Linked DNA regions of Homo sapiens: all the other regions are linked to region 3. The links are chromatin contacts, found by Hi-C or POLR2A ChIA-PET in ENCODE. All regions are on one chromosome and are shown on one strand. Each heading gives the region's core, a stretch centred on a gene start or an enhancer-like site at or near the end of the contact. The rest is flanking DNA. Distances are from core to core; before and after follow the strand shown. Region 1 holds the start of GORAB-AS1 (GORAB antisense RNA 1). Region 2 holds the start of KIFAP3 (kinesin associated protein 3). Region 3 holds the start of SUCO (SUN domain containing ossification factor). Region 4 holds the start of METTL18 (methyltransferase 18, RPL3 N3(tau)-histidine).

Region 1 (2,846 bases), core at 11-2,510, 2.0 Mb before region 3:
GTGGTGGCCGGCGCCTGTAATCCCAGCTACTCGGGAGGCTGAGGCGGGAGAATCGCTTGAACCCGGGAGGCGGAGGTTGCAGTGAGCCGAGATCGTGCTATTGCACTCCAGCTTGTGCAACAAGAGCGAAACTATGTCTCAAAAAAAAAAAAAAAAAAAAGTAAGAAAAAAAGAAAAAGAAATCCCTTAAGAGGAAAGTTACATATTATAATTATTCACAAAGGAAACAACCCAAAGCAAAAGAAATCTGAGAGCCGCTCCGGCCTGCGAGAGACCTGGTTATGCCTGTTCCCTTTTCATCAATTATACCCCACCCCTTTTAAATGTTTCTTCATCATCAAAATCCTAAATCTGATCATTTCCTGAGTTAATCTGAAGGAGGCCTCCAGCGCTGTGCACACTCCCAGCAAAACACAAGGATTTTAGGGCACACTAAGAGCCACAGAGAGCACCGCTCCCGCCCCACAGGTACAGGACCCCAAAGGCACTTAGATCTCCCGTTTCCGCCACCGACTTGTTGCTCCTTCCCAAATACCTGTTTATCTCCACCCTTATCCCCATCGCCATTTCCCCCCTTAGCTCCTGAAGCGATTAACCAGCAACAGTGAGAAACAATGAGAGAGAGAGAGAGTAGAGGTAAGCCAGAGGAAACGAATGTCTGCGTGGCAAGGTTTCCTTAGGCAGTTTGTCAGGCACTGCTGAAGGCAGCCTGGAAGGAAGCCGGACCCTGAGGCCGGGGAGAGAGGGCCTTGTGTTTGGAGCCCGATGCACTGATTGGCCGCGGCCGGGGAAAAACCCGGATGAGCTGGGCAGCAGTGTTGGCAGTCGCGGCTGCGAGATTTGGGCACTTTTGGGGGTGCCGGTGGCCCGGGCCGATGGCGCAAGGTTGGGCAGGATTCTCTGAGGAGGAACTGAGGAGACTAAAGCAGACTAAAGGTTACAAGATGGGTTTACAGTGGTTTAATTCTTGGGTCTTAAGGGGAAGAGGCGGGGATGCAGCTTTGGCGGGGAAAGGGGGCGTGGAAGCGGCTACGTTTGTGTTAGCGGAAGGCGCTGTAAGTACGTGGACTGGATTAGGGGGTTTCAGAGGAGGACTTACTGGGAGTCACGACGGGAGGGGCAAGCCAGAGGACTGGGATCTTCTTTTAGAAAAAACGGTCCAGGAATCCACTGTAGGGATTTGACTCTTGTGAAAGGAATGGGACTTGGGAGAGGAAGTGAGCCTACAGCCGGGGTGTCTCCCTTAGGGAAGATTGCTGCAGGAATCAACGGTTGGAAGGTTAGGGTCAGGGTAAGGGAAGGAGGAGGGGCGCACACCGTATTAGAATTGTGATGAATTTATAGAAGCAGATGGTTGGAAAAAAGGAGCACAGGCGTCTGAATAAAGGCAAAAATTCGGTACTTTTCACAATTCATCTGGAGTGTTGCATTCACTTCTGGTTGCCAGATGATTTTTGCAGTACTTCCCAATTTTTGAGAATCAGCAAACCAAAAGGGTCTTTGAGAGGGTAGATGTGAAGACTTTATATGTTTATATACATACAGTCTTACTGACTTTGGAGTAAGCTAACCTTGTGCTTCTCTCTCTGGCTTTATAGAGTAATCATTGAATGGGCTTGTACAATTTTTTTGTTGTTGTGGAAGGAATTAAGTTTGCTGATTGTTGGTGGAAAACTTAGTAATATTAATTGCACTTTGCTTGTGGTTGAAATTTCGCAGTGATCTGTATGGTTATCGTGGTAGTACACACAATTTCTGTAAGAAGTGTACATCACTCTTGGTACCTTAATTCAAATACTTTATTTTGGTAGCAAATGAAGTAAACCTTTTGTTAGCGTTTGTGGGGAAATTGGATGTTGCTCTGGTAGCTTGTGCATTTTTAGCATAAATATGAGAATAATCTAGGGCAGACAAGTGGGAAAAGAAGTAAATTAGTAAGATAGGGCCAATGTAGATTATATCGACTGGGGACATTTTGACTGGTCCAGGGGACTTTAAAAACTCTATCATAAAGGTTAGGCTAAGCTATGTAGTTAACTGACTCTGTGTTGCTTGATATACTCAAATTCTTTTGCTTTGTGTTTTCAACATCCATTCACATACTTTGATATACAGGGTACAAGTGCCCTGGCCTCTGGTCTGACTCCAGTAGACTCATGAGGAGACAAACCACAAAGTTATGTGATAGTAGATATTGCAAGAACTTGCTTCAGAGACAAGAGGAACCTCACTCTGCCGGGGATTGGATGGAGCTTGGGAAGATTTCACAAAGTTTGTGTGTTAGCAGAGGCGCATTTTCCAGGGTAAAGATGACTTAATATAAAAATCTAAATTAAACAACATATTCATTATGTAGAAGTATATTTTGAAATATCTTTGCAACCGGGGGTAGATAGAGGATGGTGAGGACCTGAACTTCAAGGCCCACTGTAGTGTGGAAACCAAATCGCTAGTCCGTGACCACCTCGAGGACGGAAAATATCTTAACCTCCTTGTATACCCGTAGCTAAACACAGTGATTGGCATATAGAACTTCCAGCTCTTCCTCTAAATCTTTTCTCCTTGGATTCCTTATTTGTAAAATTAGAGGATTTGGCCCTTTAATTTTAAAGCCATTTCTAGCTGTTCTCTATCTTTAAAAATTTATTGAATAATTTAGGAAGATGGAGTTGGTTGCCAGGAAAAATAAGGACAGTAGTACTCTGGAGACCCCTGTATGGGCATTGAGGAACATAGTCAAGAAAGTTGTTAATAGTCTTGTTTATAATATTAAGAAGTTGGAAACAACCAAAGTGTCCATTAACAAGGGAATGGATAAATAAATTGTGGTATACTCATCTAGCGGG
Region 2 (3,051 bases), core at 179-2,678, 2.5 Mb before region 3:
ACTGACAAAGTCTGGCTATTTGCCAGTTTCAGATATATTTACATAAAATAAAAAAGACAGTCAATATATGCCTGTCTTGCCAGGACAATAGAGTTGATTTATTTATTATACAATTGTTTGAATCCCTTCTATGAGTCTACTAACACTTGGAAGATCTTTCTGTGATGATGAGAGCTCAGCCAAGCCAGAATAAAAATATTCACTGCAAGTGTATTATGACTTGAAATAATACCACCACCTTACATTCATGTTTCATTTTTTAAAAGTATTTCATCTTTCGTCCTTGTATCTCTCAGAAGGTAACGCCTGTCCCATTTTCAGATGAGGAAACCGTGCCCAAAGGAATACATGCGACTTTTCCAGGGTATTTACTGAATCAGTACTGAATTAAAATTTTTTTCTATTGGATCACTGCTTACTCTTGGTTCAGTGGGAGGTATCTTTTTTTTTTTCCAAATCAGGAATGATCTGAGTATTTGCCAGCACCCAAATAATCCCAACAGACTACAATTTTTTTGAGTAACTGATACTATATTTAAAAGAAATTATGGCCTATTTTATTGTCATCAAACTTCTGAACAAACCTCTTAATAATTACTAAATGTCCTACAAAAATTATGTTGTATACATGGGAGTCAAATGGATGACATGGATGCGGAAAGCAGAAAGAGACTGGAAATCAACATCTCAATTCAGCCTTCCAAAAAGTAGAATCCACCACTTCTTTCCCCTTCATCATTTCAAAAGCCCATGGCAATGAACCCCAAACTGAGGCCTGAGGGCGGATGCACCAGACTTTATTCCCAGGCTCTCATGGGATTTATCTATTATGGGAAAATGGAGAGTCTGGGAAGAGGCGAAAAAAAAAACAAAAGACGCGGTTTACCTTGCCCTACCTCCCTCTCCCCCTGGAATAAGGTGATGTAGCGAAGAAACCATCTTTCAATGCTGTCAGGGCTCCGCCGAGTCAGGTCAAAGGACTTTGAAACCCCCCCAGAGCTCTCCTTTTTTCTCCACTTCACCTTTTCCCTCTCCTTTCGGTGACTTCTCTCCCTGCTTCCCATCCCGTCTGCTAAACTAGCGTTGCCCAGTGACATCTCACAGCCAACCCAAGAACATCTTCAGGGCCCTGGCAAGGAGGGTAGGACAGAGCCTTGGGGAGTCGTCACCTTTTGAGGTATCTGGCGTCCTCCCCTTGCATGGCGGCAGCGGCAGCGGCGTGGAGAGGATGGGGTATCTTGAGAGGCAGGCGCGGTTATTTCCGGGGACGGTGGCCAAAGTACCCTCACACCCAGAGGCGATGACAGTCCTGAGGCCTGCAAGGCGGGGCAGCAGCGGCGCTGTGGTTACCACGGTGAAGCCTCCAGCTCCTCCCACAGCTTCTGTGCCCCAAAACACTGGAGCGGCCCAGACCCGCCCAGAGTCGCCTAAGCCGGGCCGTCACGACGCATGCGCTTGCTCTGCACCTCTTGTATGCGCAGGCTCAGTCTGAGGCGGTGGCCTCAGAGTTTGACGCACCGGGGAGCCGAGCAGGGAAGTTTTGGTGCAGTTTTGAGCGTCCGTGTATAAGGAGTGGCTCCGTAGTCACCGCCCCCTTGAGGATGGGAATAGAAAGGGCTGTCAGGTCAGCTTGAAAGGAGAGAGGGGAATCCGATAACCTTTTAGTTAGCGAATGCTATACAGCAGTCCAGCTAATAAGGGAGGTTTCTATTTGGGGGCCTGAATGGCCCTGATTGCACTTACAAGCTCTAACTTATGGAGATAATCTGACCGTTGTACAAAATGGATATAACTTTGAAGGCGGCAAGTCTGTCACTTTGATGTCTTAAATCTAGAATACACCTCCCCCAACCAAAACAAACAAACAAACAAACAAACAACAGCAACAAAAAACAGTTCCTGAAATTCCAACTCCACCAATTATCCTGAACTCAAGGTATGTTTAGAATTGCTTCTTCTGAGGCAGGCAATTGTTAGCAGTGCAGGGCATAGGAAAGAAGGGTTCTTTTTTAACTGCATGTTCTCTGGTTTAAGATCTATTCCCATGGGTTCAGCTATTATGTCTATGCAAATGATATAGGTTCATTTATTTGGTAAATGTGAATTGAGGGCTGGCTGTGTGCCAAACACCAAACCAGGCTCTAGGGATGCAAAGAAAGCACCTCTACTCCCCCTGCTCACCTATAATCTTGTCACTTATTCACTGTCTTCTAGTCCTGTTTTCCCAGTTGCTTTGAGACGTGCACGTAGTTGCTCTGCTGCTTTTTTCAAATGTAGTACATTGATGCAATTATTGATTATCCGTTATGTGTAAAACACCATGTTAAGGCACTGCATGGTATATTAAATATAGAAATACAGTCCTTACCCAACAAAATATATTTTTATCTTCCCACCCATTCACACCAGCTACACTATTTCTGTAGATGTTATAGTCATTCTTTCATTCTGAAAGGGAAGAAAATTTGCAGCTAATTTTGACTCCTTCCTCTGTATCATGCCCTCTTACTAAAGTGTTACAAAATTCTATCTTTTCTTCCTTCAAGATATTCAGGTAGTCCAGTTTTTTTCTACATTCTTACTTCTACCAATAGTCTAATCACTTTATACCTAGAGTACTGCAATTCCTTCCTCATTGGACTTCCTATTTTTTGTTTTTCTAAATATTAATTCTGCAAACTAATGTAAAATTTTACAAATTATCATTTATAACACCTTTAATGGTAATATAGCAGGCTAGATTACTTTAAAATCTTCACAATACGTAAAATTGGAAGACCAAAATATACATTAAAATGCATAGATAATATAACAAGGATTTTTGGAATGTAAGTTAGCTCCTTGAGCTCAGAGAACTTATTTCGTTCACTTTTGCATTCAGCCCATAGTTGTCACTGAATAAAAATTTTGGTGTTGAAAAAATGCAAACCTGAGCTTGAAAAAACAATAGCAACAACAACAACAAAAAAACCTAAAGAAAATGCCCAGAGGCCAGAAAGAAAGAGAGAGCTGGAAACCAGAGCAATAAATAGATAGCTGAAACTGGGACTG
Region 3 (3,068 bases), core at 352-2,851:
GGCTGTGATGCACTGAGGATCAGCTGAGGGATACCTCAGCTGTTTCCTATCCTGAATAAAAGTTCCTGGAGTAAGAGGAAAAGAGTGTCCAACATGGTAAAGAATGTCAATTTATCCCTACCCTTTCATTGCCCCTACTTTCTTTTAAACTTGCATATTAATCATTTGATACTGTTTTTGGGTGAGATAAATACTTGCTTCCCGCAATAGGTGACAGATGAAAGGATTTTATTGTCATATACTAAGAGTGGCATCAGCAGATAAGTGGAACTGTACCTAATTACTGCCAGAAAAGGCAGTTCAGGGTGAACTCCTTTAAAACAAAAATTATCACCCTTTGTATAATTTCTCTAACATCAAATTGACTTATATCCAAGAATCACAGAGCGGATCAAATCATTCAGTTCTTTGGGACTATAATTAACATCCAATTCAACTTAGAAGGTTCATAAGGAAATTCCGCGGCTCAAAATTAGGCGTTAGGTGGGCATTTTACTGAGGGTTTTTTCCCTACGGCCACATGAACAATAAGTAACCCGTCCTTTAAACATTTTTCACACTAAACATTATGCCATGTTCCAAGGCACAGACCATTGCAGCCTCCGTCCCCTCAGCGGCGTAAACACTTGGAATGGGCATGCTGCCCCGTTACTTAGTATTGAGAAGTGGTCACTTTTTGCTCTTCTTAGGTGAGTGTAAGCGACTGCCTTCCCCACTTTAGGTGAACCCCAGGACTTGGAGCGTCTGTGGGTGCTCCTCTAATGGGGACAACTCCTCCCTTCCGACTCCATCGCAGAGAACCCAAAGTTCGAAACCAACAGAACGAAAAGCAACGAAGCACACTTAAAGTGAGGAACCCGGCAAGCGGCGAAATTCTTGCTGAAGAGAAGAAAAAGCGAAAGGTTTTCCGCTGCAACCAATCAGATGAGAGGATTCTTGGCACGCCCCTTTCTATCTACCAATCAACATCTAGCTCAATGGGGCAGTCCATTGCCACAGGGAAAGGGCTTGGTGCAGCTTCCCTCACAACACACACGTCATTCTAGGCCATTCCACGAACTGTGCTCAAAAGAGGAAAACAGTGCAACAGTTCCAAAGCTGATCAGTCTCGTGGTGAGCAGCGAAACTATAGACTTCTCTAACAAAACCATGGATTCTAGGAGGGACTGGGAAAGAGAAAAACGAATTCTGGAAGGCAAACTACAACTCCCAAAGGCCCTTGCGCGGACTCAGCGCGCGAGGGACGAAGGGCGGTCCACTGTAAGGGGAAATGCTGAGGATCACTGGGCTCCTCCCGGCTTTCTGAACGCAAGCCAGCAAGTGGGCGGGACCTGGGGCGGGCGGAGCGGCGAGAGCATCTGCTCCTGCGCTTTGTGGTCTCCTGCCTCCGGCTTCTCCGCCTGCGACGTCGAAGGGGGCGTGGCCTGCGCAGAGGCTGGTGGGGGTGCGGGCGCCGCGGGACTTGGGTGACGCGTCCCTTTCCAGCTCAGCGGTGTGTGAGGTGTCGCGGCCCCGCCGGCGATTGGCTGTTGAGAGGCGAGTACGCGGCGGCCGTTGGTCGCTGGCCTCACGGAGCAAGGCCCCCGGCGGGCGGGGAGGATATGGGGCGGCAGTGGCGGCTGCAGGAGGCGGGCGTGGACGAGCCGGTGGCTGCAGCGGCGGCGGTCCCCGGAGTCCTGTGAAGCGCCCCTGTCCGCGCCTCTGTGGGGCCCTCAGAGAGGGCTGCCAGGACGCGAGCCACTGAGGAGCCGCTCAGCCAGCGCCATAGCCCTTAGGACTATCGGTCACATTCTCGCGCTCCTGCTCCGGCTCCTCCATCTTGGCCTCGGCAGTGGCGGCTGCCGGGAGGATGTGCCGCCTTCTGGCAGGGGGAAGAAGGAGGAGAAGATGAAGAAGCACCGGCGGGCCTTGGCCCTGGTCTCCTGCCTCTTTCTGTGCTCTCTGGTCTGGTGAGTAGCCGCGACGACAAGGGAGTTCCCGTGAGGGGAGTAAATGGGAGGGAGCAGCCCAGGTCACACCCCCTGGTCATTTTGGCTTTTAGGGTCCGGGTTTCCAAGGCCCCCGTGGAAGGGACAAACCGATTACTTCTCGACTCTCCATCTGACTGGTCTGGTAGTGCTCTGTGCGGAGATTTTCATGGTGTATTTTGGAATTTACAGAGACTCAGTGGGAGAGAGAGAGGTGCCAAGGTAGAGGGAACCACCAAGTGCCTTTGTACTCAGTTCCTCTACCCCTTGGAGACGGTGCAGGGTTTGGGGTGGGTGTTCAGATTGATGGTAAGTAAGTTGCTCCGATTTGCCGCCAGTCTTTGCGTTCTTAGTGTGGTAAGGGGATAAAGCACGTCGGATGTGATGCGTTCCGGACGTGCGATTTTAAAACGTGAGTGGTCATGAAGGTAAGAGTAATGTATAAGCAGTAGTTCTCCTGGACATTTCTCGCACAGCGTTTGATCCCAAGTACACTCGGGCCGCTGTTTTTGGAAACTTGGGGGGCGTGTGTGTATGTGTGTTATGAAGCACTTTTTCAATTGGTTTGGTGGAGAGGGTGTCTTAGATGTAGTGTGTGTAGTAGTTTTTGGTAATGCCCCTTAGTGACGGGAAGGTAAATGCTGTATTTTCAAGGCGGGAAGAGTGCTTTGTCCCTAAAGCACTCCTTAAGTTTTACGGAGTTTCTGTTAATCCCAGGCACTTCTGGAGTTTTTTGAGGAGCAGAGAAAGCTTGTAAGTCGAGGGACTGCTGTCACCGTACTTGGAAAAGCCATTCTTTCCTCCCAGGGAATTTCTTCAAAGATGTGTGACAATTGATGACTGAAAAGATGCTTCTTCAGTCTAGGCGATTTGCTGTTTGTTATATTAAAATAGAAATTAAGTTTCCTGTTTTGCTTATTTCTGCAAAGCACCAACACTATTTTCATTTTTATGGATGCCTTATGGATTCCAGAAGCACTGAAATTGTAGAGTTGTTGCTCACATAAAATAATACATAAACAAGGGGAAGAGAAAACACTCGCCTGGCTGAGGGATTTTTATTGGAAGAATGATAGAAGTTTTTGAGAACAAAAACAATTG
Region 4 (3,115 bases), core at 611-3,110, 2.7 Mb before region 3:
CTTGAAAGTGAATTTCTTTGGACCCTCCCTTGAATGCAGTTATACCTAGTAAACCTGATCCACAACCAAGATCCAAGACTTTTTTCCCAGCAAATTTCACTTTGGCCTTTGTGAAATAAGCCAGGAGGTCAAAGGTACATTCCCAGATTTTTAAGCCTCCCTCATAAACACCTGTAATCAGATCAGAGTGAGAAGAAAAGCTTTTTGAAACTATGTTTTCTCCAGGGAAGTTCTCTTTCAACAAGATGGTTTTCACTACTGATAACTTAACATGCTGGAAACCTGGTAATGTTTCTATGACTTTATTTTCTAACATCTTCTTTAAATCTTTAGGCATAGCATGCTCTTTGGCAGCTCTCAAGGAGGGCTGTTTTCCATGTGGCTCCAAGTTCCTTGAACTGCTGGCTGCACTGAGTGGACTGTCTGTGTCTTGAGAGGGAGCTGCATTTTCCATTGACTTATGTTCCCACAAGTGATCCTGAGGCAAGTCAAATTGTTCTGCAGAACATTTTCTGTCCCTCTCTTCTCCTTTTTGACTTTCTGAGACTGACAGCTCTTTTGAGGAATCCAGGGTCAAAGCTCCATCTCTAATGGGTGTTAATTCATTTTCCAGATGGTCTTCTATAGTGAAATTAAACTGAAAGGTCATCCTCTTATTAAATGCACACAATCTTTAAATTCAGATTCTTCAACTTCTGGATAGAATTTGATGATACACACAAATCTGCCTCAATTATTCAATTAGTTTTGTTGGGCCCAATTTCTCTTTAGCAGCTTATACATGGTAACAAATATTTAGAGATATTTCCAAATGACTTTTTAGACGTCTTTGGTCCTCTTTCCAAGCAGCTCTGGAAAGAAAAAAAAAAAAAAAAGAAAGAAAATGATGATTAAAGCAAAATGGCACATTTCACTAAAGTGTAATATTAAACAGCCACCCCCACCCCTCCCTGTCCCACCATACAGCTGCTTTTTCTTAAAAAGTTGTGGGGAAGAGAGAGAGATAAGAGATTTGGACACTCATACACACCTTAAGGGTTCCAAAGTGGGAGAAGAAAATCAACTATAAAAACAAACAGAAGAACAACAGCAACCACCACCACTACCACCTGGACAAACATAAAGTCCAAGATATTCAGACAGGACAGCCTAGCTACTTGCTGTCTTTCAGCTGTCTTGATTTGTGTCCAACCATATTCACCCCCTAAGCTTCCAGAATAACTTCACTTCTGTCTTTTACAGAAGAGGTGCAGTATTTTATTTTGGTAAGTCAGCGTCCCTTTAAAAACATGCATAGGTATGGCCTGGTGTGTGTAAATTCATCCAAGACTTCACTCCAAACATTTAGTCGAGAACAGCAGCCCTAAGTGTATAGAAGTGGGGGTAATTTGGCAATAATTAGTAAAGACTAATTCGGTGGCAGAGCAAACGCAAACTAGGGCACTGCAGTAGTTTGGAGAGACCTGTAGAAATAAGAAGCAACTTTATTGAGAATCTTCTATCTACTGCGCTAGACACTATACCATCTGCCTCAATTTTCACAGTTCTGGCAAGTGGGATCTTTGTTCCCTTTATACAAGATTTACAATTTGGGGGAGAGGCGGGTCACCCAGTCCCGCGGCTAGGAACGCGCCTCTTTCCTCTCCCATCACGCTGCAAGGCTTGGAGTCACTTCCGGCTGCAGGTCCCGGAACAAATCCGACCCCAGAAGTGGGGACTTCTGGCCCTCACCTCCCCATTTGAATGTAATGTTTACAGTGATCCAGACCTGGGGATGCTTGCTTCCCGACGTGTCCTGGGATCGCGCTTCTGAAAAAGCTCACCTCACAACGCCTCCTCCGGACCTAAATCGCGCACCAGTGAGTCGAGTCCTCCAGGGGCTAGAGAAGCCCGACTTTCTTTCCGGCCTTGAGGGACCCGGGCTCACCAAGAAACCAGCCGCCCTCCTCTCTATGGTTTTGGAGCCGGCGGAGAGCGCGCAAGGGTTGGCGGGACTGCGAGTTTCCGGTCTGGGCTTTGGCGGGTCTGGTTTGAAGCTCTCCTGTTTGACGAAAGTATGTCTCAGGAAGGTGCGGTCCCAGCTAGCGCGGTTCCCCTGGAAGAATTAAGTAGCTGGCCAGAGGAGCTATGCCGCCGGGAACTGCCGTCCGTCCTGCCCCGACTCCTCATATCCTTCCTTGGTTGTCACTTCTACCTAGAGAAGGGTGTGGGCGGGTCGCGAACCTTTCTCTTCTGTCCCTTCAGACCCACCGCCAGGCTGGGTTATATTACCGCGGCCTGAACCCCCTCTTTTCTTTGTCAGTGAGTGGGATGAAAAGTGAGGGACTGGAGGGGAAGCGACAACCGTGGTAGATTTAAGTAAGGCTTTGGCCCTGGAAAGCCTCGCGGACGTGTTCTGACCCAAGGTTTTAGCAGTGGATGTGGCGTTTTCTTCCATTCCTTCTTTCAGTTTTTCTGTACTCGTTGCTTGCAATTAAGTGTAAATACTTTTGCTAGTGGATAATGGGGGAGGCAAGGACTGAGACCTGCGGTATGACGATAGCTCTGGCTCTTAATAGTTTGAGGTAAAGCGAGATACTCTGAGCTTTTGTCTCCCGTAAAAAGGGTGGTGAATATGAATAAGGGCTTTCTTAGCGTTATAAGAATTAAAGGGCATAGTTCTGTGGTGTGAAATCTTTAAAAGATGTTCAGTAAATAAAAATGATTTTCCTCCTTCCCCTCTCAGACCTCTTTTTCTTCTTTCTTTCTTTTTTTTTGACAAGTTCTCACTCCTCTCACCCAGGCTGGAGTCTTTCTGAAAGAGTTCTTCCGCTTGTTGTTGGCTTTCAACTGTTGGATTTGAGGCGCTTAGCGCCTTCTTCGTCCGGGTGCAGCACATTCTTGATTGGTCTCATGCCTTTGTGGTTGTAAATGTGCCTGGAATCCTAGCCTTTCATGGTAAACCATATGTATATGTATCTTTTTCACAACATTTGAGCCCAGCTTTATACAATTACACTCAAAAGAAAAAAAGTAACCTTCACTTGAGAGAATCTCAATACTGCACAAATATTGTGCAGCTAAAGCCCTATGTAATCACATAGAAGTCATTCACCTAGGCATTAGCAAAATCTCA

What was found. A loop is a pair of places that touch in the nucleus more often than their neighbours do. ChIA-PET counts read pairs that join two places held with the same protein, here RNA polymerase II (POLR2A). Pooled maps may share reads with other maps.
Region 1: a loop to region 3 is called in a map of naive thymus-derived CD4-positive, alpha-beta T cell, with 21 times the contacts of the local background. The contact joins the promoter of GORAB-AS1 here to the promoter of SUCO in region 3. A Hi-C loop is called at or near these places in 1 of 168 maps with a recorded cell type or tissue (naive thymus-derived CD4-positive, alpha-beta T cell), 1 of 37 single-sample maps with no recorded cell type and 11 of 50 pooled maps. POLR2A ChIA-PET finds 5 or more read pairs at or near these places in 1 of 52 experiments (T-cell).
Region 2: a loop to region 3 is called in a map of CD8-positive, alpha-beta T cell, with 21 times the contacts of the local background. The contact joins the promoter of KIFAP3 here to the promoter of SUCO in region 3. A Hi-C loop is called at or near these places in 3 of 168 maps with a recorded cell type or tissue (B cell and CD8-positive, alpha-beta T cell), 1 of 37 single-sample maps with no recorded cell type and 12 of 50 pooled maps.
Region 4: a loop to region 3 is called in a map of naive thymus-derived CD4-positive, alpha-beta T cell, with 5 times the contacts of the local background. The contact joins the promoter of METTL18 here to the promoter of SUCO in region 3. A Hi-C loop is called at or near these places in 1 of 168 maps with a recorded cell type or tissue (naive thymus-derived CD4-positive, alpha-beta T cell), 2 of 37 single-sample maps with no recorded cell type and 8 of 50 pooled maps.

What each region holds. Positions count from the first base shown.
Region 1 is chr1:170,531,349-170,534,194 of GRCh38, forward strand. It overlaps GORAB-AS1 (GORAB antisense RNA 1), which reads right to left and starts at 1,261. Exons shown (of 3, transcript NR_125958.1): 1 at 1,100-1,261. GORAB (golgin, RAB6 interacting) reads left to right here and starts at 818. Exons shown (of 5, transcript NM_152281.3): 1 at 818-936. The coding sequence starts at 876.
Region 2 is chr1:170,073,267-170,076,317 of GRCh38, forward strand. KIFAP3 (kinesin associated protein 3) reads right to left here and starts at 1,429. Exons shown (of 20, transcript NM_014970.4): 1 at 1,170-1,429. The coding sequence starts at 1,201. RefSeq lists enhancers at 1,238-1,297, 1,358-1,657.
Region 3 is chr1:172,531,549-172,534,616 of GRCh38, forward strand. It overlaps SUCO (SUN domain containing ossification factor), which reads left to right and starts at 1,602. Exons shown (of 24, transcript NM_014283.5): 1 at 1,602-1,949. The coding sequence starts at 1,888. RefSeq lists enhancers at 801-910, 971-1,220, 1,831-1,990 and a silencer at 1,541-1,710.
Region 4 is chr1:169,793,047-169,796,161 of GRCh38, forward strand. It overlaps METTL18 (methyltransferase 18, RPL3 N3(tau)-histidine), which reads right to left and starts at 1,861. Exons shown (of 2, transcript NM_033418.4): 1 at 1,769-1,861; 2 at 1-851. The coding sequence starts at 649. It overlaps FIRRM (FIGNL1 interacting regulator of recombination and mitosis), which reads left to right and starts at 1,994. Exons shown (of 25, transcript NM_001320047.2): 1 at 1,994-2,069; 2 at 2,783-2,937. RefSeq lists an enhancer at 1,594-1,913.